2 separate regions of the Homo sapiens genome follow, and region 1 is linked to region 2. Evidence: read pairs that join two places in POLR2A ChIA-PET (ENCODE). Cell type or tissue: endothelial cell of umbilical vein. All regions are shown on one strand. Each heading gives the region's core, and the rest is flanking DNA. Links, peaks and the distances in the headings are about the cores only.

The links. Peaks named below come from ENCODE experiments on the same cell type or tissue, not always from the same donor. Only the 100,000 strongest peaks of a DNase experiment are listed, where the experiment ranks them.
Region 1: POLR2A ChIA-PET joins it to region 2 with 5 read pairs; 2 of 35 experiments call an interaction of 5 or more read pairs at or near these places.

The regions. Positions count from the first base shown.
Region 1 is chr22:31,898,167-31,907,939 of GRCh38, forward strand. DEPDC5 (DEP domain containing 5, GATOR1 subcomplex subunit) reads left to right here. Exons shown (of 43, transcript NM_001242896.3): 41 at 3,576-3,636; 42 at 7,818-7,900; 43 at 8,039-9,773. The coding sequence ends at 8,331. Among named protein-coding and RNA genes, the nearest start is that of YWHAH, 41 kb to the right of the region's middle. In endothelial cell of umbilical vein, for the core only: no CTCF peak of the experiment used is centred there; a DNase peak (open chromatin) is centred at 3,735.
Region 2 is chr22:31,770,133-31,781,031 of GRCh38, forward strand. It overlaps DEPDC5 (DEP domain containing 5, GATOR1 subcomplex subunit), which reads left to right. Exons shown (of 43, transcript NM_001242896.3): 8 at 7,967-8,036. Among named protein-coding and RNA genes, the nearest start is that of DEPDC5, 22 kb to the left of the region's middle. In endothelial cell of umbilical vein, for the core only: no CTCF peak of the experiment used is centred there; a DNase peak (open chromatin) is centred at 4,989; H3K27ac peaks cover 688 bases.

The DNA of each region.
Region 1 (9,773 bases), core at 1,822-6,821, 130 kb after region 2:
TCTCAGGGAAGACAAAGCAGGATCAGAGGATGATAGCAGGAACCAAATCAGAGCCTTTCCCTCTGGGAAAGGTTTTCAATCAGAAAGAGAGTACCCAGGGTCAGCCTGGACCTGCTGCTCTACCCCAGAGCCCAGAACCCAGAGGGCAGGTTTAGGACAGATCAAAGACGAGCTGAGCTGTACTTGACACAGCATATAGCTTTTTATTACCAAGTGCTCGTTGTGGATGCACATATAAATAGCTCCTACAAAGCTTTTGATGAGTTCACAGATGATCTTTTTTAAAACGCAAAGCTAGGGTTGATGCTGATACGTCAGGAGCCCTGAGGTTTCTCAGGTATAAAGATTAGAACTGTGAAGGAAACAACATTTGACGTAAGAGAGATGCTTTCTTCTTGTCCCCTTGTAAGTCTGTGTCGTGATCAGCGGCAGAGAACCAGCCCAAAAGATAAGGAGATCTCCCCAGGTGGATTAGGCCAAGCAAAGTATTCCTGCAATTTCCATGTGACAGGCTGCCCTCATGGTGCAAACAGCTTTTCTTCCAAAAGCCCATCCGTGTATTTTTTGTTTGCAGTTTGGAAGATTTTTTTTATAGACACAATGTTCTAAGTGATAATCGGGGTCCCAAGCAAGCCCCACAGAGGCCCTACCTGCTGGGGGCTATAGACTGTGGGACACACAGAGCTTACAAAGCCCCCTTGAAACACACATGTTCTTGTTTAACCTCACAGTGATGTGGCTGAGAGAGGACCATTTATGCAGTCCTGAAATGCCAGATGATTGTGTTCATATGGGGCAGTTTTAAGCCAAGCAGCTCCTGGTACTATTGTTTTTATTATGTTGAAGGAACAGAGAGATCTTCCCCCGAAACTGTCCAAAGACTCTTTGGGGGTTTTTCACCTTTGCTATAACAGCACAGGATTGCCCACAGGGCTGGCGTTGGAGGACATTTTTGTGCAAGTTGTTTTTCCCTGCCAGTTGTAACTCAGTCTTCAAGACCAGCAGCCTCTGTTGGTTGCCATGGTTACAGCTGCAGAAAGGGTCCCAGTTTAAAGCAATAAGGATTTGAATCTAAAAATCAATTTTCTTGCTTCTGTGCCTCTTCTCTTTTTGTTCTTGCCATTTCCTATAGCAGCAAATTCAAAATCTTAAAAATCTGACAAGAGTGTGCTGTGTGTGTGGATTTTCTCTGTTTAAAGCCAAAGTCTTTTTTGCTTTTTGCCCTTTTTTTTTTCTTTTTGTGACGTAGTCTCGCTCTGTCACCCAGGCTGGAGTGCAGTGGCGTGATGTCCTCTCACTGCAACCTCCGCCTCCTGGGTTCAAGTGATTCTCCTGCCTCAGCCTCCTGAGTAGCTGGGATTACAGGCACACGCCATTCATGCCCAGGTAATTTTTTTTGTATTTTTGTAGAGATGGGATTTCACCACGTTGGCCAGGAAGGTCTTGAATTCCTGACCTCAGGTGATCTGCCCGCCTCGGCTTCCCAAAGTTCTGGGATTACAGGCATGAGCCACTGTGCCTGGCTTTTTGCTCTTTAGTTGCCCTAAATCCTCAAATCCATCCCAGGTAGAAAATTCCAAATGTGGAAAGATTAGCAAAACCACCGCAGGCACTCTTGTCTTTGGGATGGCTGTGCAATTACCACCCCAGGCCTCAGCACCTCCTCCCTGAGAGCAGCCCGGACTCTGTCCTCTGGTGCTGTGCGACAGCCTTCCCCAGCCCTCCACAGCCCTCCACCCTTCCCCCTCCACTCTTGGTTCTCAGCAACAGCCTTGCAGAAGGCATGAGGCTGGAGTAACAAAGTGGGTTATGGAGGAGCGGACTTATCTTTTCTGCTCTCCTCCCCAGCTGATTACTCTTCAAACTTTTATTTTATTTTACTTTATTTTAGTTTTTTTGAGATGGAGTCTTGCTCTGTCGCCCAGGCTGGAGTGCAGTGGCGCAATCTCAGCTCACTGCAACCTCCGCCTCCTGGGTTCAAGTGAGTCTCCTGCCACAGCCTCCCGATTACCTGGGATTACAGGCATGTGGAACCACGCCCAGCTAATTTTTGTACTTTTAGTAGAGACGGGGTTTCACCATGTTGGCCAGGCTGGTCTCAAACTCCTGACCTCAGGTGATCCACCCACCTCAGCCTCCCAAAGTGCTGGGATTACAGGTGTGAGCCGCCGCACCTGGCCCAAATTTTTATTTTTATATTTATTTGCTTCAATTTTCCTACCTCTAGAATGGAGCTTATAATATTTGCCCTTTCTTGTGGGAAGATTGGTAATACAAAAAAGTGGGGGTGGGCCGAGTGTAGTGCCTCACGCCTATAATCCCAGCACTTTGGGAGGCCGAGGCAGGCAGATCACCTGAGGTCAGCAGTTCAAGACCAGCCTGGCCAACATGTTGAAACTCCATCTTTACTAAAAACACAAAAATTAGCTGGGCGCTGTGGCACATGCCTGTAACCCCAGCTACTCGGGAGGCTGAGGCAGGAGAATCACTTGAGCCTGGGAGGCAGAGGTTGTGGTGAGCCGAGATCGTGCCATTGCACTCCAGCCTGGGCAACAAGAGCAAAACTTCCTCTCAAAAAGAAAAAAAAAAGTGGGGGTAGTAGTTGTTCCTTAGAAGCAGCTTACATGGTCCAGGCACAGTGGCTCATGCCTGTAATCCCAGCACTTTGAGAGGCAGAGGTGGGAGGATCACTTGAGGCCAGGAGTTTGAGACCAGCTTGGACAACATAGTGAGATGCCATCTCTACAAAAAGATTTAAAAATTAAAAATTTTTAAAAATGTAGAAATTAGTTGGGGCCGGGCACAGTGGCTCACGCCTGTAATCCCAGCACTTTGGGAGGCCGACGCAGGCGGATCACTTGAGGTCAGGAGTTCAAGACCAGACTGGCCAACATGGTAAAACCCCGTCTCTACTTAAAATACAAAAGTTAGCCGGGTGTGGTGGCATGTGCCTCTAATCCCAGCTACTCGGGAGGCTGAGGCATGAGAATCACTTGAACCCGGCAGGCCGAGGTTGCAGTGAGCCAAGATCGCACCACTGCATTCCAGCCTGGGTGACCAAGCAAGACTCTCCCTCAAAAAAAAAAAAAAAAAAATTAGTTGGCCATAGTGGTGCATGTCTGTGGTCCTAGCTACTTGGGAGATTAAGGTAGGAGGATCACTTGAGCTCGGGAATTCAAGGCTTCAGTGAGCTATGACCATGGCAACTAACATGCATTTACAGTTTATCTTCTGTTTGTACTTTAATATCATGCTCCTTTCAGCTTTGGGTATAAGAAGTCATTCGAATGAGCCTTATATTGAGTTCTGGTAGCTCACACTGACTGCTGAGGACTTCACCTTCCTAGACCCAGCTATAGCTTGCTTGGGGGAAGGGATGGTGTGAACACACAGCTGTCCTTTCTTTGACCCTTGGGATGGAGGCCAGTCTTTCTCAAAGGGCGTAGTATGGAGAAGCAGAGGTTAGGCTCAAGGGGACTGATTGCCAAGAGTAGTAAAGGGTACAGAAGACTGGCCCAGAGAGAATTACAAACCTTGTGATCACAACCCAATATTTATTCTTATTTTCCTTTCAGGCTTTGAACCCGAAACGTACTGGGATCGAATGCACCTCTTCCAGGAAGCCATTGCACACAGGTTTGTCCCTTAGCAAGTGTGAAGAGTGGGAAGGAAATCAGTGTTTATCTTGAATAGCAGTTACCAAAGTGAAACTCATTTTTTTAGCTCCTAGAGAAAGGGATGTATTCCACCAATGGCAAATTCACTGCTTATCTCCAACAGGACTCTTTACATTGGTTTTTGAGATAAGCGCTGCCTCCCTGTTTCCTGTAACTATTGTTTTTCAGACCTCATTATTTTCTTCTTCCAGTTGAGTGGAGAACATAGAACTCTCTCCTTAGCCTCCAACAAGACCCTAGGCCAAGCTATTCAGGAAATAATATAAAATGAAAAATTAAAAAATGTGTCAAGAGCCCAACACAGGTTGAAAAGACAATGAATGGTTAAAAAGCAATAGATGAGTCAGTAGATATTTCTTGGCACCTAATATGTGTGCCAGGGAAAGCCTGTCCTAGACTTCACTGTCTCCCACTAGACTAGTCCAGCCGACTGTGTTGTCTCCAAACATCACCAGCCTGGTATCTGATGGCCACTTCATGTTAGTCATGGTAAAAACAAAGCCCCTTGTTCTTGCTTTGGTAATCCTCTCATTACACCTTCTCCAGTATCCTGTCATCTCCTTATTATATATATATATATATATATATATATACTTATATATACTCATACAACCACAGGACTATTTAGCCTCTCACACCCACGATGGCCCCAGCTTACCTTAGACCTTCGTCTAAGGTCTACCCCTTCACAGACCTAGCTCAGGTGCTTAGCAAAGACTGTGGAATGAAGGCAAGGGTGGCTGATTTCCTCCTTCCACTAACAGTGGGTGGTGCAGATTCAGGGCAGAAGGTAGAGAGTGCAGCAGTCAATGGGAAAGGGCCTTGATGTACGAAGTAGACAGGCCTTATCCACTCCCACCTCCACCAGCATCTGGCTGAGGAACCATGAGCAATTCTGGAACTGGTGAGCCTCCATTTTCTTACCCCTCACGGGGAAGCTGGGAGGGTTCTCTGATGTTCTGGAGAGCCCGGTGATGCACCTAGTGAGCCCTCAGTAGACAGCAGTCACCAGGGGGGACCCTGCTAACTCACGAGTTTCTAAGTAGCTCTTACCCTGCTTGCCCTGCTGGCAGGATGTCACTCAGAACGTGGCCTTTATTTGTTAAATCTGCTTTTTTCCTTCACTGCATCCTCCTCCTGATCCCCCTCAGTCCAGATCCTGGTCTATCTTCCCAGGAACTATTGTACTTTCCTCCTCAGCCAGCTTTTTCTACCACAGATACCCTCACCTGTTTTCTGACCAGTCCTCTGCATCATTGTACCAGTGTGCTGCAGTGTGCTCCTTACCTAAACCCCCAACCTTCCACACCTAAACCCCCACCTTCTGTACCTCTACGTTCCACACCTAACCCCCCTCCACCTTCCACACCTAACCCCCCTCCACCTTCCACACCTAACCCCCCTCCACCTTCCACACCTAAACCCCCCTACGTTCCACACCTAAACCCCCCCACCTTCCACACGTAAACCCCCTCCACCTTCCACACGTAAACCCCCGCCTTCCACACCTATTCCCCCCACCTTCCACACCTAAACCCCCCCACCTTCCACACCTAAATCCCCCTACCTTCCACACCTAACCCCCCCAACTTTCCACACCTAAACCCCCCACCTTCCACACCTAAACCCCCTCACCTTCCACACCTAAACTCCCCCACCTTCCTCACCTAAACCCTTCCACCTTCCACACCTACCCTCCCCCCATCTTCCACACCTACCCTCCCCCCACCTTCCACACCTAAACCCCCCCTTATACACGTAAACTCCCTCACCTTCCACACCTAAACCCCCCACCTTCCACACCTAAAGCCCCCCACCTTCCACAACTAAACCCCTCCACCTTCCACACCTAAGCCCCCCCACCTTCCACACCTAACCTCTCCCACCTTTCACACTTAAACCTCTCCCCTGTTCCACACCTGTCAGAATCTTCCTCCAGGGATTCCCAAATGTTTCCTCTCTGAATTCCTCTTTCCCTTTCTTTCAAAACACTCTGAATGTATTCCAGTGACTTGGGGGCCCTTGGAGGGCAGGGGTATGCTTTTTCCTATTTGTGTTTCCTTCTATAATGCCTAGCAAGGTGCCTGCCTAGAGTAGTTTCATATGTAGCTTTTGCATAGGGTGGAGCTTTAAGTGCAACTGTGGCTCTAAATGACACATCAGCCCACCCATAAGGTCCATCTCAGAAAGAGCTAAAAAAGTGTCCATCTTCCTCAGCCCCTAGGCTGTGACCTACAGCTCCTCCTTCATCTTCCTCAGCCCCTAGGCTGTGACCTACAGCTCCTCCTTCATCTTCCTCAGCCCCTAGGCTGTGACCTACCGCTCCTCCTTCATCTTCCTCAGCCCCTAGGCTGTGACCTACAGCTCCTCCTTCATCTTCCTTGGGGCAGGTGGAGATGATTATATCCCCTCCCCTGCCCTTACTGCGTTTCTGTCTTGCATTCTCCCTGAGTGGACAGTCAGGTGGCCAGGAACCATGTGGTTAAATTGCCTTTTTGTTCTTTCCTGGTGACCTAAGGAAGAAATGAGGTAAAAAAAAATTACTCTGGTAAAAAAAAATCAGGCTGATCCATGCTGAGGAAATCAGTAGCCTTAATTAGAAAGTAGAGAGAAAGCAGGCTGGGTGTGGTGGCTCACGCCTGTAATCCCAGCAGTTTGGGAGGCCGAAGCAGGCGGATCACCTGAGGTCAGCAGTTCAAGACCAGCCTGGCCAAAATGGTGAAACCCCGTCTCTACTAAAAATACAAAAATTAACTGGTCATGGTGGCGCGTGCCTGTAATCCTAGCTACTTGGGAGGCTGGAAGCACAAGAATTGCTTGAACCCGGGAGGTGGAGGTTGCGGTGAGCCAAGATTGTACCACTGCAGTCCAGCCTGGATGACAGAGCAAGAGTAGAGAGGATTTTGCAAAGGCAAAATCCAGAGCCAATCCTCATCATATAATCAGCCTGTAGACAGGGAGCTTACAGTGCATAGTAGCCTACCCATTTAGTTTGCATATTTGACTTCATGTATTCTTTGGTAAAAAATTATGGAATGCAGATTATGTAGAGGATACAACACAGCACCTCCCCAAGGAACTCAGTCCAGGAAAGAAGACAGGCATTTTCCCTTCTTTAGTTCTGCCTACATCACTGTCTCCATTATATAAACCCCTCAGACTTAGAGGGCAGGAGCCACATCTGTTACCACGTCCTTTACAGCTCTTAGCAGGTAGAACTGTAATAAATGTGCCTTATGGAAATAGAAAAACCAGGAATAGAACAAGCCATAGATGAAAAATGGCTCCTCCTGCCCATTTCCAGAGCACAGGGAAGCAGAGAGCCCCAGCTTGGCGTTCCTCTTTTTTTTTCTTTTTGAGATGGAGTCTCGCCCTGTCACCCAGGCTGGAGTGCAATGGCATGATCTTAGCTCACTGCAGCCTCCGCCTCCCGGATTCAAGTGATTCTCCTGGCTAATTCCAGAACAATCCTGGCTAATACAAAAATTAGCCAGGCATGGTGGCACATGCCTGTAATCCCAGCTACTCAGGAGACTGAGGCGGAGAATCACTTGAACCCAGGAGGCAGAGGTTGCAGTGAGCCGAGATCATGCCATTGCACTCCAGTCTGGGCAACAGTGCGAGATTCCCTCTCACCAAAAAAAAAGATAAGGACCTTCCCTGGAGGAATGGATAGCCTCGAGTATGCGGGTGGGTATGTGTGGCCTGTCAAGACATGAGGTAGATTCCAGTGAGAGGCCCAGGATGGGATGGGGGAGAACGCTCAGTGGGAAGGTCTGCTGGGATGGGTAGGGAACATGGTAGGAGGGACGGGCTGTCTGAGCAGAGATGAAGGCTGGATGAAGAGTGCAGCCGGTGGGAAGGCTTTCTTTCACTATGGTGGTAGTGACATGGTGGACCACGGAGATGACGGGCTGCTGGGTGTGAGGAGGTCTGGTAAGCCATGGTGTTGGAAGAGGTAGAGGTCAGAAAGTGGTGAGGGTGAGGACAAAAATAAGCAGCCTGCATGTGCAATCTGGAAAGAGATCTTTCCAGATCTCTGTGTCTCAGGCTGTCCGAGAGTCCTATCAGCTACATTCTCTTCCCTTGCCCCTTTAACTAAGGAGGCGCTGATTAGCATGTCTTCCTGTCCTTCCCTAGGTTTGGGTTTGTACAAGATAAATATTCTGCCTCTGCTTTTAACTTCCCTGCTGAGAACAAGCCTCAGTATATCCACGTTACAGGTGAGGAGCTACGGGCAGAGTTGGGCAGGTGGGTCCACATCCCTTTCCTTGCACCAAGCCTATGGCTGCAGAACCACCTCAGCAGGCTCCAGGAGCCCTCCTGGTGGCTGCCACACAGGCGCTCCCCTTTCTCTTCAGGAACAGTGTTTCTGCAGCTGCCCTACTCCAAGCGCAAGTTCTCAGGGCAGCAGCGGCGGCGGCGGAACTCCACCAGCTCCACCAACCAGAACATGTTCTGCGAGGAGCGGGTCGGCTACAACTGGGCCTACAACACCATGCTCACCAAAACATGGCGCTCCAGCGCCACAGGGGATGAAAAGTTTGCTGATCGGCTGCTGAAGGACTTCACGGACTTCTGCATCAACCGTGACAACCGGCTGGTCACGTTCTGGACAAGTTGCCTGGAGAAGATGCATGCCAGTGCCCCGTGAGGCCAGGCTGCACCTGTGCTGGGGGAAGGTGGGTGAGCCACTGCCCTCAAACCCGGGGCGGAGGATTCCAGGCAGGCTCTAGGAGTCAGGTGTCCGTTTGCTGCTATCAGTGAGTGGGGGCCATTGTTTTTTGTTTGTTTGTTTGTTTGTTTGTTTGTTTTTGGCCCCCACGACAAGTCTTCTACTCTAGAAGAAAGACTTTGGAAGCAGCTGCTGCTGCTGCCACCACTCCTGTCAGCAAGTGCTCAGAGCAGGTGGGAGGCACAGATTGTCCGTGGGAGGGCTCCAGTGTCTGGGAAGAGGGCAGGCGGCCCCCATGAATGTCCTCGGAAGGGGGTGGCTCCTGGTAGCATCCTTTTCCTTCACCATCTATGGGATATTAGGGGCAGAATCTGCCACTTCTTGCCCAGGAGTGTGCACAGATGTAAGATAATTTTGTGAAATAATGTACCATAGACTCTCACCAACTGTATATACCTGTACATATCAGAAGCAAATAAAGAGCTCCACGTGCATCATTTCTTTCCCCACCCAGTTCCCCACAGAAGCAGTCCCATCCTGGGCTGGGCAGTTGTGCCAGGTGGCCGGGGTCATGGCAGTCAATGAAGTGGTCACAGATGGTGAGAGGGCTTCAGAATTCACTGGCTTAGAGTCTGGCTGGGAGTTTATTGAGAGATTTCTTTCATAGGCCACTGGGCAGGAGCAAGGATGGTTCCAGTGAGGACAGTGAGCAGGCAGTATAACTTACAAGGTAACTGCAGGCTCATGCTGTCAGAATGAATCTTGCTAAATGGGTGAGCTCAGCTCTGGGACGCAGATATGATGGCATTCTGAAAAAAATCAAAGGAAACATTTTGTAGACTCTAACTTAGGTTTTTTTTGTTGTTGTTTTTTTTGTTGTTTTTTTTGACACAGTTTTCACTCTTGTTGCCCAGGCTGGAGTGCAATGGTGTGATCTCAGCTCACTACAACCTCTGCCTCCTGGGTTCAAGCGATTCTCCTGTCTCGGCCTCCCGAGTAGCTGGGATTACAGGCACCTGCCACCATACCAGGCTAATTTTTTGTATTTTAAGTAGAGATGGGGTTTCACCATGTTGGCCAGGCTGGTCTTGAACTCCTCACCTCAGGCGATCCACCCACCTCAGCCTCCCAAAGTGCTGGGATTACAGGTGTGAGCCACCATGCCCGGCCTAACTTAGATTTGCTGAGATAAGACTCAGCTTGGTGCTTCACCTCAGCACCCTGCCTTAAGCTACTCAGGGCAGTTCAGGAGCTGTGGGTCAGAGGGGAGAATCCGACAGTGACTGCCACTTCTTGCTGTGCCATCTCACCACGTGGAGTTCATCACAAGCTCTGTTGATTTGCCTCCTCAATGGCTTTGCATCCATTCTCTTCTTCCCAGGCCCTGAGCTGCCACTCAGTCCAGCCTTCCTTTGTCTTTC
Region 2 (10,899 bases), core at 2,300-7,299:
CTGAGGTGGGAGGATCGCCTGAGCCCTGGGAGGTTGGGGCTGCAGTGAGACATTATCATGCCACTGCACTGCAGCCTGGGTGACAGAGTGAGACTGTCTCAAAAAAAAAAAAAGTACAACATGCACATAATTAAGCATTCAAATAATTCAGAAAGGTATCTCATGAAATATACATTCCTCTCCCCAGAAACAACTTGTTTCTTTCCTGAAATTTACTGTGTACACACAATCATATTTATGTCTTGTTTTTTTGTTTTTTTTTTTCTGAGACAGAGTCTTGCTCTGTCACCCAGGCTGGAGTGCAGTGGTGGGACCTTGGCTGACTGCAGCCTCTACCTCCTGATTTCAAGCAATTATCCTGCCTCAGCCTCGTGAGTTGCTGGAATTACAGTTACCCACCACCACACGTAGCTAATTTTTTTTTTTTTTTTTTGTATTTTTAGTAGAGACGGAGTTTCACCATGTTGGTCAGGCTGGTCTCGAACTCCTGACCTCGTGATCTGCCCACCTTCGACTCCCAAAGTGCTGGGATTACAGGTGTGAGCTACCTCACCCGGCATATTTGTCTTGTTAACTGACTTGTGGTGATCCTAAGCTTGTTCAGTGGGGTCACAGGGTGCAGTGTAGTCCCTCGTTATAAAGATCCCCATCTACTTTTCTTTTTTTTTTTTTTTTTTGAGACAAAGTCTCACTCTGTCGCCCAGGCTGGAGTGCAGTGGTGTGATCTTGTCTCACTGCAACCTCTGCCTCCCAGGTTCAAGCAATTATTCTGCCTGGGCCTCCTGAACTACAGGCACGTGCCACCATGCCCGGCTAATTTTTGTATTTTCAGTGGAGATGGGGTTTCACCATGTTGGCCAGGCTGGTCTCAAACTCCTGATCTCAGGTGATCCCGCCTCCTCAGCCTCCCAAAGCACTGGGATTATAGGCGTTGAGCCACCGCACGCGGCCCCCATCAACTTTTCACCTAATGGTTTCATCCATTGAGGATTGTTGTAAGATGGTGATTTTCTTTCCTTTTTTTGGTGATTTTTTAATTAAGTCATCCCTTCTACATTTATTAGCCAGAATCCTTCTGTAAATAATTTTTCATCATCAACTAGGTCTATTTGACCAGAATGAAATACTGATCCTAAAAAGAAAGAAAGGATAGAGGCTTCATTTTTTCTCCCAAAAAGGGTATTTTGAAACTTGTTGTGGGGAGCCAGGTAAAATGGCTATGGCGTGAGGATCACTTGAGGCCAGGAGTTCAAACCAGCCTGGACAACATAGTAAGACCTCATCTCTACAGAAATAGTAATTTTTAAAAAATTGCTGGTTGGCTCACACCTGTAATCCCAGCACTTTGGGAGACTGAGGCAGGCAGATCACGAGATCAGGAGATCGAGACCATCCTGGGTAACATGGTGAAACCCCATCTCTACTAAAAATACAAAAATCAGCTGGGTGTGGTGGCCTGTGCCTGTAGTCCCAGCTACTCGGGAGGCTGAGGCAGGAGAATCGCTTGAACCAGGGAGTCAGAGGTTGCAGTGAGCCGAGATCACACCACTGCACTCTAGCCTGGTGACAGAGCAAGACTCCGTCACACACACACACACACACACACACACACACACACACACACACACACACACACACACACACACACAGTTAGGACTAGGTGCAGTGGCTCATGCCTCTAATCCCAGCACTTTGGAAGGCTGAGGTGGGTAGTTTGCTTGAGCCTGGGAGTTCAAGACCAACCTGGCAATATGCTGAAACCCCATCCCTACAAAAAAATACAAAAATTAGCTGGTCATGGTGGCGCTTGTAGTCCCAGTTACTTGGGAGGCTGAGGTGGAAGGATCACCTAAATCCAGGGAGGTTCAAGGCTGTAGTGAGCCTTGATCATTCTGCTGCCTTCTAGCCTGGGTGACAGAGTCAGACTCTGGCTAAAATAACAATAAAAAAAAGAACGGGGGTTGGTGTCAGGGCTCCTCTAGTTTGAGGTACTTGGGAAACAGGTTGGAGGAGCACTGAAGCACAGGTCGATGCTGCAGTGAGCTATTATTGCATTATTGTACTCCAGCCTGGGCAACAGAGTGAGATCCCATCTTTGAAAACAAACAAAAATTTGTTAGCGGGTCAGTGTTCTTTAAAACATCCAAGCAACTAAAGCACAACCCAAGAAGTGACTAAATCTCAAGCAGCACAAAAAATGTAACCAAGGTTTATGCCTCCAGTATCAGCAGATCTCTACTGGATGGGTATCCAGGGTCAGGAAGCCTGGATCTGTATCTGCAGAGCCAGTGTTTAGCCATCACTGTGATTAGTGGTTCGAGTGATGTTGGGTAACTTCGGTAAACCCTTAGTCTTCACATCTGCAAAATGGAGTAGTTGGTTTAGAATATTCTTCTGTCAAGGACCAGTTAATAAATATTTTAGACTTTGTGAGTAGCAATAGATCTCAGGTCTATTGCATATTCTGTGTGTTTCGACCATTTAAAAATGTAACAGCCATTCTTAGCTATGGGCCATATGAAAACAGGAGATAGGCGAGAATTGGCTTGAAGGCTGTATGTAGTTTGCCAGCCTCGGTTTGGAAACCTATTCAGATCTCTCTCATTTTTTTTTCTATTGCTTCCTCTTTTATTTTTAAATTATATATATATTATATATATTATTTCTGAGACAGAGTCTTTCTCTGTTGCCTAGGCTGGAGTGTAGTAGCATGATATCTCCCCACTGCAACCTCTGCCTCCTGGTTTCAAGTGATTCTCCTACCTCAGCCTCCTGAATAGCTGGGACTACAGGAATGCACCACTATGCCCAGCTAATTTTTGTTTTTTTAGTAGACACGGGGTCTTGCCATGTTGGCCAGGCTGGTGTCGAACTCCTGGCCTCAAGTGATCTGCACACGTTGGCCTCCAAAAGTGATGAGATTACAGATGTAAGTCACCACGCCTGGCTGATCTCTTTCTTTTTTAAGTTCTTTGTTTCTCTATGTAAATACCCTCATACACACAGTTCTAGATGGAGAAAAGAAAACCCTGACAGATTGTCACTTTTTAACTTTATTTTTATATATTTATTTCTGAGATGGGCTTCCTCTATCGCCCAGGCTGGAATGCAGTTGTGCCATCATGCCTCACTACAGCCTCAACCTCCTAGGCCCAAGCAATACTCCCACCTCAGCCTCCTGAGTAGCTAGGACTACAAGTGCGTGCCAGCATGCCTGGCTCTTTTTTTGTTTTTGTTTTTGTTTCATTATGGTAGAGACAGGGTCTCACTATGTTCCTCAGGCTGGTTTCCAACTCCTGGGCTCAAACGATCCTCTTGGCTCAGCCCCCTAGAGTGCTGGGATTACAGGTATGAGCCACCGCAGCTGGCCTCTTTTAGACTTTTAAAGATCTGTCCTGATATTTTGCTCAGGCTTGGTTAAATGTAAACTACAGTCTTCTATCTTTTCTCCAGAAGACTTACAGTATTTCTACACTGGATCAAAGGTTACTTTCTTTTGCTGACTTCGTGAATGCCTGAGAAAAAAGATGCTGTGGGCCTCCTGTGAGAAAAATAAAGTATAGTCATTTGTATAGTTAAAGTCATTACAAATGGTCAAATAATTTCCCTGCAATTTAACTTTCAATCTGGTAATAGTTACATAGTTAAGAACACATGAGCCGGGTGTGGTGGCTCACGCCTATAATCCCAGCACTTTGGGAGGCCAAGGTGGGTGGATTACCTGAGGTCAGGGGTTCATGACCAGCCTGGCGAACATGGTGAAACCCTGTCTCTACTAAAAATACAAAATTAGCTGAGCATGATGGCAGGCTCCTGTAATCCCAGCTACTCGGGAGGCTGAGGCAGGAGAATTGCTTGAACCTGGGAGGCAGAGGTTGTGGTGAGCCGAGATCGTGCCATTGCACTCCACCCTGGGCAACAAGAACGAAACCCTGTCTCAAAAAAACAAAACAAAACAACAACAACAACAAAAAATATATATATAGTAGCAAAATCTTGTCTCCTGTTGACTAACATTTTGCTTTTAAAAAATAATGACCTTAAACCCTAGCCTGTTGGATCACATTGTAACTTTTTTTTTTTTTTTTGAGACGAGTCTCACTCTGTCACCTAGGCTGCAGTGCAGTGGCGTGATCTTGGCTCTGCAACCTCTGCCTCCCAGGCTCAAGCAATTCTCCTGCCTCAGCCTCTCAAGTAGCTGGGATCACAGGCACCCGCCACCATGCCTGGCTAATTTTGTGTTTTTAGTAGAGATGGGGTTTCACCATGTTTTTCAGGCTGGTCTTGAACTCCCGACCTCAGGTAATCTGCCTGCCTCGGCCTCCCAAAGTGATGGGATTACAGGCGTGAGCCACCACCTCCAGCCACACCAAGCTTGTTTTAGAGGTCCTGTGAATGTGGGGTTCTGACGATTATAAGCAGAGCTGGCTGGGTGCGGTGGCTCATGCCTGTAATCCCAGCACTTTGAGAGGCTTAAGTGGGCAGATTGCTTGAGTCTGGGAGTTCAAGACCAGCCTAGACAACATGGTGAAACCCCGTCTTTACTGAAAATACAAAAAAATTAGCTGGGTGTGGCTGCTTGTGCCTGTAGTTTCACCTACTTGGGAGTCTGAGGTGGGAGAATCGCTCAAGCCCAAGAATTTGAGGCCACCCTGGGCAACATAGCAAGATAGTAGATACGGGGTTTTACCACGTTGGCCAGGATGGTCTCGATCTCTTGACCTCGTGATCCACCCACCTCGGCCTCCCAAGGTGCTAGGATTACAGGCATGAGCCACCGTGCCTGACCTCCTTATTACAATATTAAAGAAATACAAGTCTCTTCTGAGGTCAGGCTTGTGACACTTGTTCATTCACAGACGTAACTGGGCAAAGGAGTATGAAAAAGCATCCCACTTGGTATAAGCCATGGGCCTGGTCCAGCCTTCTTCATTTTGGCATGGGGTAGACCCAGAGGGATTGATTGATTGTCCAGCATTTCCTAGGTAGCCTGAACTATGACTCATGGTACACAGCATTTTCCTGGCTTTTATCTGATTTTGTCTTCCTTCCTTTTTTTTTTTTGAGACAGAGTTTTACTCTTGTTGCCCAGGCTGGAGTGCAATGGTGCGATCTGAGCTCATTGCAACCTCTGCCTCCCAGGTTCAAGCAATTCTCCTGCCTCAGCCTCCCGAGTAGCTGGGATTACAGGCACCTGCCACCACGCCTGGCTAATTTTTGTGTTTTTAGTAAAGACAGGGTTTCACCATGTTGGCCAGGCTGGTGTCAAACTCCTGACTTCATGATCCACCCACCTCGGCCTCCCAAAGTGTTGGGATTACAGATGTGAGCCACTGCACCTGGCCTTTGTCTTCCTTTTTTATGAGGACTGATTGCTTAGGTGAGGCAGGTTGGGAGAAAGAGTGAAATTGGTAGAAGATAAGGGCTTGAGGTGGTTGGTTGAGGGATGATTGATTACACGGTGCTCAGCTAATAGCTACCACTTTCTCTCCAGGATAGCATTTTGTGTTAATACCTGCTGTAGTTCTAGTTCTTGCTAGTAAACTAATTGAGCACGCCCTATCCTCACACTGTCCTGAACAGTTTCCCCACATTATCTGGTTTAATTTGAAAACAGCTCTGTAGAAGGCTGGGCACAGTGGCTCACACCTGTAAACCCAGCAGTTTGGGAGGCCAAGGCGGGCGGATCACAAGGTCAGGAGTTCGAGACCAGCCTGGCCAACATGGTGAAACCTCATCTCTACTAAAAATATAAAAAATTAGCTGGGCATGGTGGCACGTGCCTGTAATCCCAGCTACTCGGGAGGCTGAGGCAGGAGAATCGCTTGAACCAGGGAGTCAGAGGTTGCAGTGAGCTGAGATCGCACCACTGCACTCCAGACTGGGCGACAGAGCGAGACTACATCTCAAAAAAAAAAAAAAAAAAAAGTGAAAGCAGCTCTGTAAGGCGTAGGCTTCATTGTCTCTTTTGTTTTGTTTGTTTTTTTGTTTTGTTTTTTGCAATAGTCTCACTCTGTTGCCCAGACTGGAGTGCAGTGGTGCGATCACAGCTCACTACAGCCTTGACCTGTGAGGCCCAAGCGATCCTCCTACCTCAGCCTCCTAGGTAGCTGGGACTACAGCATGTGCCACCATACCTGCCTAATTTTTTGTATTTTTTATAGCGACAGGGTCTCACTATGCTACCTAGGCTGGTCTCAAGCTCCTGGGCTCAAGCAATCTGCCAACCTTGGCCTTCCAAAGTGTTGTGATTATAGGTGTGAGTCACCGTGCCCGGCCCATTGTCTCATTTTTAAAGATAATGCCACTGAACCTCATGAATTTACTATGGCCATTCACGTAGTAAGTGTCACTCAGCTGGGATTCTTGCCTAGACCAGTTTCTCTTCAGGCCAGTCAAGTCTGAAAGCCATGCTTTACTTTTTCTACTGTACTATTCACTTTTTTTTTTTTTTTTTTTTTGAGGCTGAGTTGTGCTCTTGTTGCCCAGGCTGGAGTGCAATAACACGATCTTGGCTTACTGCAATCTCTGCCTCCGGGGTTCAAGTGATTCTGCCTCAGCTTCCTGAGAAGCTGAGATTATAGGTACCCACCACCATGCCCATTTAATTTTTTGTATTTTTAGTAGAGAGGGGGTTTCACCATATTGGCCAGGCTGGTCTTGAACTCCTGACCTCAGGTGATCCACCTGCCTTGGCCTCCCAAAGTGCTGGGATTACAGGCATGAGCCACTGCACCCATTCTCGTACTATCTACTTCTTGCCCTCAAAAATGCATGGAGGAAAAAACATCATTCCCAAAAATGTAATACCAAGTTGCTATTAGTTAATTATTATTATTTTTTTTTTTGAGACAGAGTCTCGCTCTGTTGCCCAGGCTGGAGTGCAGTGGTGCGATCTCGGCTCACTGAAACCTCCGCCTCCTGGGTTCAAACGGTTCTCCTGCCTAAGCCTCCCTAAGTAGCTGGGTCTATAGGTGCCACCATGCCCAGCTAATTTTTGTATTTTTAGTAGGGATGGGGTTTCGCTGTGTTGGCCAGGGTGGTCTCGAACTCCTGACCTCAGGTGATTCACCCGCCTCAGCCTCTCAACGTGTTGGGATTATAGGCATGAACCACTGCACCTGGCCCTAAGTTTTTTTTTTTTTTTTGAGACAGTCTCGCTCTGTCGCCCAGGCTGGAGTGCAGTGGCACGATCTCAGCTCACTGCAACTTCCACCTCCTGGGTTCAAGTGATTCTCCTGCCTCAGCGTCCTGAGTAGCTGAGATTACAGGCGCATGCCACCACGCCCAGCTAATTTTTTTTTTTTTTAGTAGAGACATCATTTCACCATGTTGGTCAGGCTGATCTCGAACTCCTGACCTCGTGATCTGCCCTCCGTGGCCTCCCAAAGTGCTGGGATTACAGGCGTGAGCCACCATGCCTGGCCAAGAAGCCCTTCTTTAGACCTATATGTGGACTCCCAGATTAAGAGCCCCTGTTCATATTCAGTATAGTATGAGAGTTCTTTATATTGGATAATCTGTTCACGGAGTTCTCTGGAAATCTGTAACCAGTTAGGTCATTTGAGTATAAGTAGCAGAGCCACCTGAAGTTGCCCCTATTTCTTTTTGGTTTGTTTTATTTTTATTTTTTGAGACGGAATCTCACTCTGTTGCCTAGGATGGAGTGCAGTGGCATGATGTTGGCTCACTACAACCTCTGCCTCGTGACTTCAAGCAGTTCTCCTGCCTTAGCCTCCTGAGTAGCTGGGACTACAGGCATGTGTCACCATGCCCGGCTAAATTTTGGATTTTTAGTATAGATGGGGTTTCACCATGTTGTCCAGGCTGGTCTCGAAGTCCTGACCTCAGGTAATTCGCCCGCCTTGGCTTCCCAAAGTGCTGGGATTACAGGCGTGAGCTATTGCACCAGGCATGTATTGGTTTCATGTAAGACTTGTAATAACTTGTGTGTGTATTCTTTCAGAGCACAGGCTGGTGAACTGTGGGTTAAGAATGAGAAGGTCATGTGTGGCTACATCAGTGAAGATACCAGGGTAAGATTTATAAAATGCTTTTTTGGTTTTATCTCTCCATACTATTATGGCTAAGTCCTAAAATCAAAAATAAAACAAGGGCGGGGCAGGACACCAAGGTGGGCAGATTGCTTTATCCCAGGAGTTCAAGACAAGCCTGGGCAACATGGAGAGACCCACCTGTACAAAAATTAGCCAGGCATGGTGATGGGTACCTCTGGTCCCAGCTATTCAGGAAGCTGAGGTGGAAGAATTACCGGGATCCTAGGAGTTCGAAGCTGCAGTGGGTCATGATTGCATCACTGCACTCCAGCCTGGGCAACAGAGCAAGACCCCATCTCAAAAACAAACAAAAAACACAAACAAACAAAAATCTGCTAAGCTCTTGACAGCTACTCTTTGCCCACATGTAATATCAAGTTCTCCTGAAACTGTTTTACAGTTGGATTTCTCCAGTTTGGAGTTGATCTTCATTTTCTTCTGAAGGGGTCTGTTTAATGTCAAACAGAGAGCTAGAGTATCTGGCCTGCATTATGCCATGCCCACTCATACATAGCAAAAGTTAAGCCCCATGGAAGATCATGTCATAAACATGAAGAGAGACCTTTGCCAATGAACGTTACCCATGCTGGTAAAACTGTATGTCTACCTTTTCTCGTTCCCATCTCCATGCCTTCTCTGAGAGCAGTGGTTTTCAACCAGGGGTGATTTTGCTCCCTTCAGGGGTCTTTTGACAATGTCTAAAGACATATTTGGTTGTCACAACTGAGGGGTTGTGCCATTGGCATCTAGTGAGAATCCTGCTAAACATGCTACACGTCCAGAGCAGGCCTCCAGAGCAAAGAGTTATCTGGCCCAAAATGTTAATATGTTGTGGGGGTTGTCTTGTGCATTGTGGGATGGTTAGCAGCATCCCTGGCCTCTACTCACTAGATGCCAGTATCACCTACCACCCTTCACCCTACAAATCTACAAGTTATGACAGCCAGAAATTTCTCCAGACATGCCAAATGTCCTCTGAAAGGTAAAATCACCCTTGGTTGAGACCCAGTGTATCCTTAGAGGGAACCACTCCATGAACTTCATTTTTGTAATTTCCTATTGTTTACATTGGATGTATTTACATTGTTTGTAAATACATGTATGTTTGTGCGTGTGTGTATACACATGACCCAATTAATTGCCAGAGTGCTCACCATAATCGTGCCTTTGCTTTCCTGCAAAGGTGTCTGAAAAGTGAGACTTAGCTAGTTTATAAATGCTGGGGTGAAGAGTATTCCAGGCAAAGGAAACAATTTTCAGAAGTCAGTGTGGTGGAAGTATTGCAGACAGGTAGGGAGAATGATGTTGGTGAGGAGATAGGCAGGTTCCAGCCAGTTCATGCAGGGCCTTCAAGGTGGTTAGAACCAGTTTAGAGTGTTTCTAAGGAGAATTAGAATCCATTGATGGGTTTTAAGTGGGAGAGTGATACTTGAATTATGCTTTTAAGAGATCACTACTCATTCAGTTGTGTTTTGTTGAATAAAACCCTCCAAATCACCGGCTCTAATGGCCAAAGGTCAACTTTTCTCTGTCATGTAAAAGAAATCATGGATATGTAATTCATGGTTGGTACAATAGTGTCACTATTATTGGCGTCCTTGTGTCTTATTGTTCTGCTATCCTCAGGGTAGGAATTCCATGATCCACCAAGAGCTGATATAATCACCTCCATATTCCAGGCAGAGGAGAGAGGAAGGGAAGAGAGACAAGAGAGGTGTACCTTCCCACCAAGTCAACTTCCTTTATGGACACAACACTTCCATTTAAATCATGATGGCCAGATTTTAGTCACTTGTAGCTGCTGAGGAGGCTGGGAAGTTTTGTCTTTCAGTTGGGTCTCTTGCCTTCCAGAACAGAATCAGAAGAAGGGAAGAATGGATAGGCATTTAGCATTAAGTGCTGCAGCCCTTCTGGCTCTGGTATAGAGAGTTATTTCCAGGGTCAAGAGTAAAAGCAGATAAGTGAGTTAGGAGGCCCGCTATAGTCTAGCAAGAAAATGGTGGTGTGGACTAAGGTGAGAGCTATAACAATGGAAGGATGTGGGCAGGTATGAGACACATTTCTGGATAGGGTCCACAGAACTTGCTCATAGATTGGATGTGAGGAGTGAAGGAAAGAGAAGTACTGAAGAGCTAGGTAGATGGTGGTGCCATTTATGAGATGGGGAAGACAGGGAAGAAGCAGGTTGGGGAGATTAGGAAGCTCTGTTTGGGAAAAGTCTTTTGGATGCCTGAGTGGAGGAATCACTGGAGGCAGTTGAGTCTGGAGTTCTCGTAATCACTTCTCCCATGTGTTGTTCCCCACTGCCCCCCAGTGTCCTCGCCACGCAAACCACTCATTGTTCCCCAACATGCCACCTTCTCTCTTGCCACCATGTCTTCGCACATGCTGCCCTCTGTATCCTAGGGTGCCTAGACCCTGCCTTTCCCCTTCCCAAGCCACTCATCCAGGTCTCAGCTCTAGTCTCAGGATTCCCTGCTTCTGGAGAGCCTTCCTGGTCCACCAGGCTGGAAGTACCTCCATGGCACCCTGGATCTGTGCACTCATTAGCAGTTCCCACACTGCAGTAGGTGCGCTTGCTTGTGTGCCATGTCACTGGACTGTGTGCGCCCTCAGAGCAAGGACTGCATCTTTAACCTTTATATGCCACTGTTCTCTGGCATGTCTACTGGCACCTAGTAGTCTCTCAAATGTTGGTGGAGTGAAATATTAGATAGGCTCCCCTGCCTCAAGAATTCATCATCTGGGCCGGGCGCGGTGGCTCACGCCTGTAATCCCAGCACTTGGGAGGCCGAGGCAGGTGGTTCACCTGATGTCGGGAGTTTGAGACCAACCTGACCAA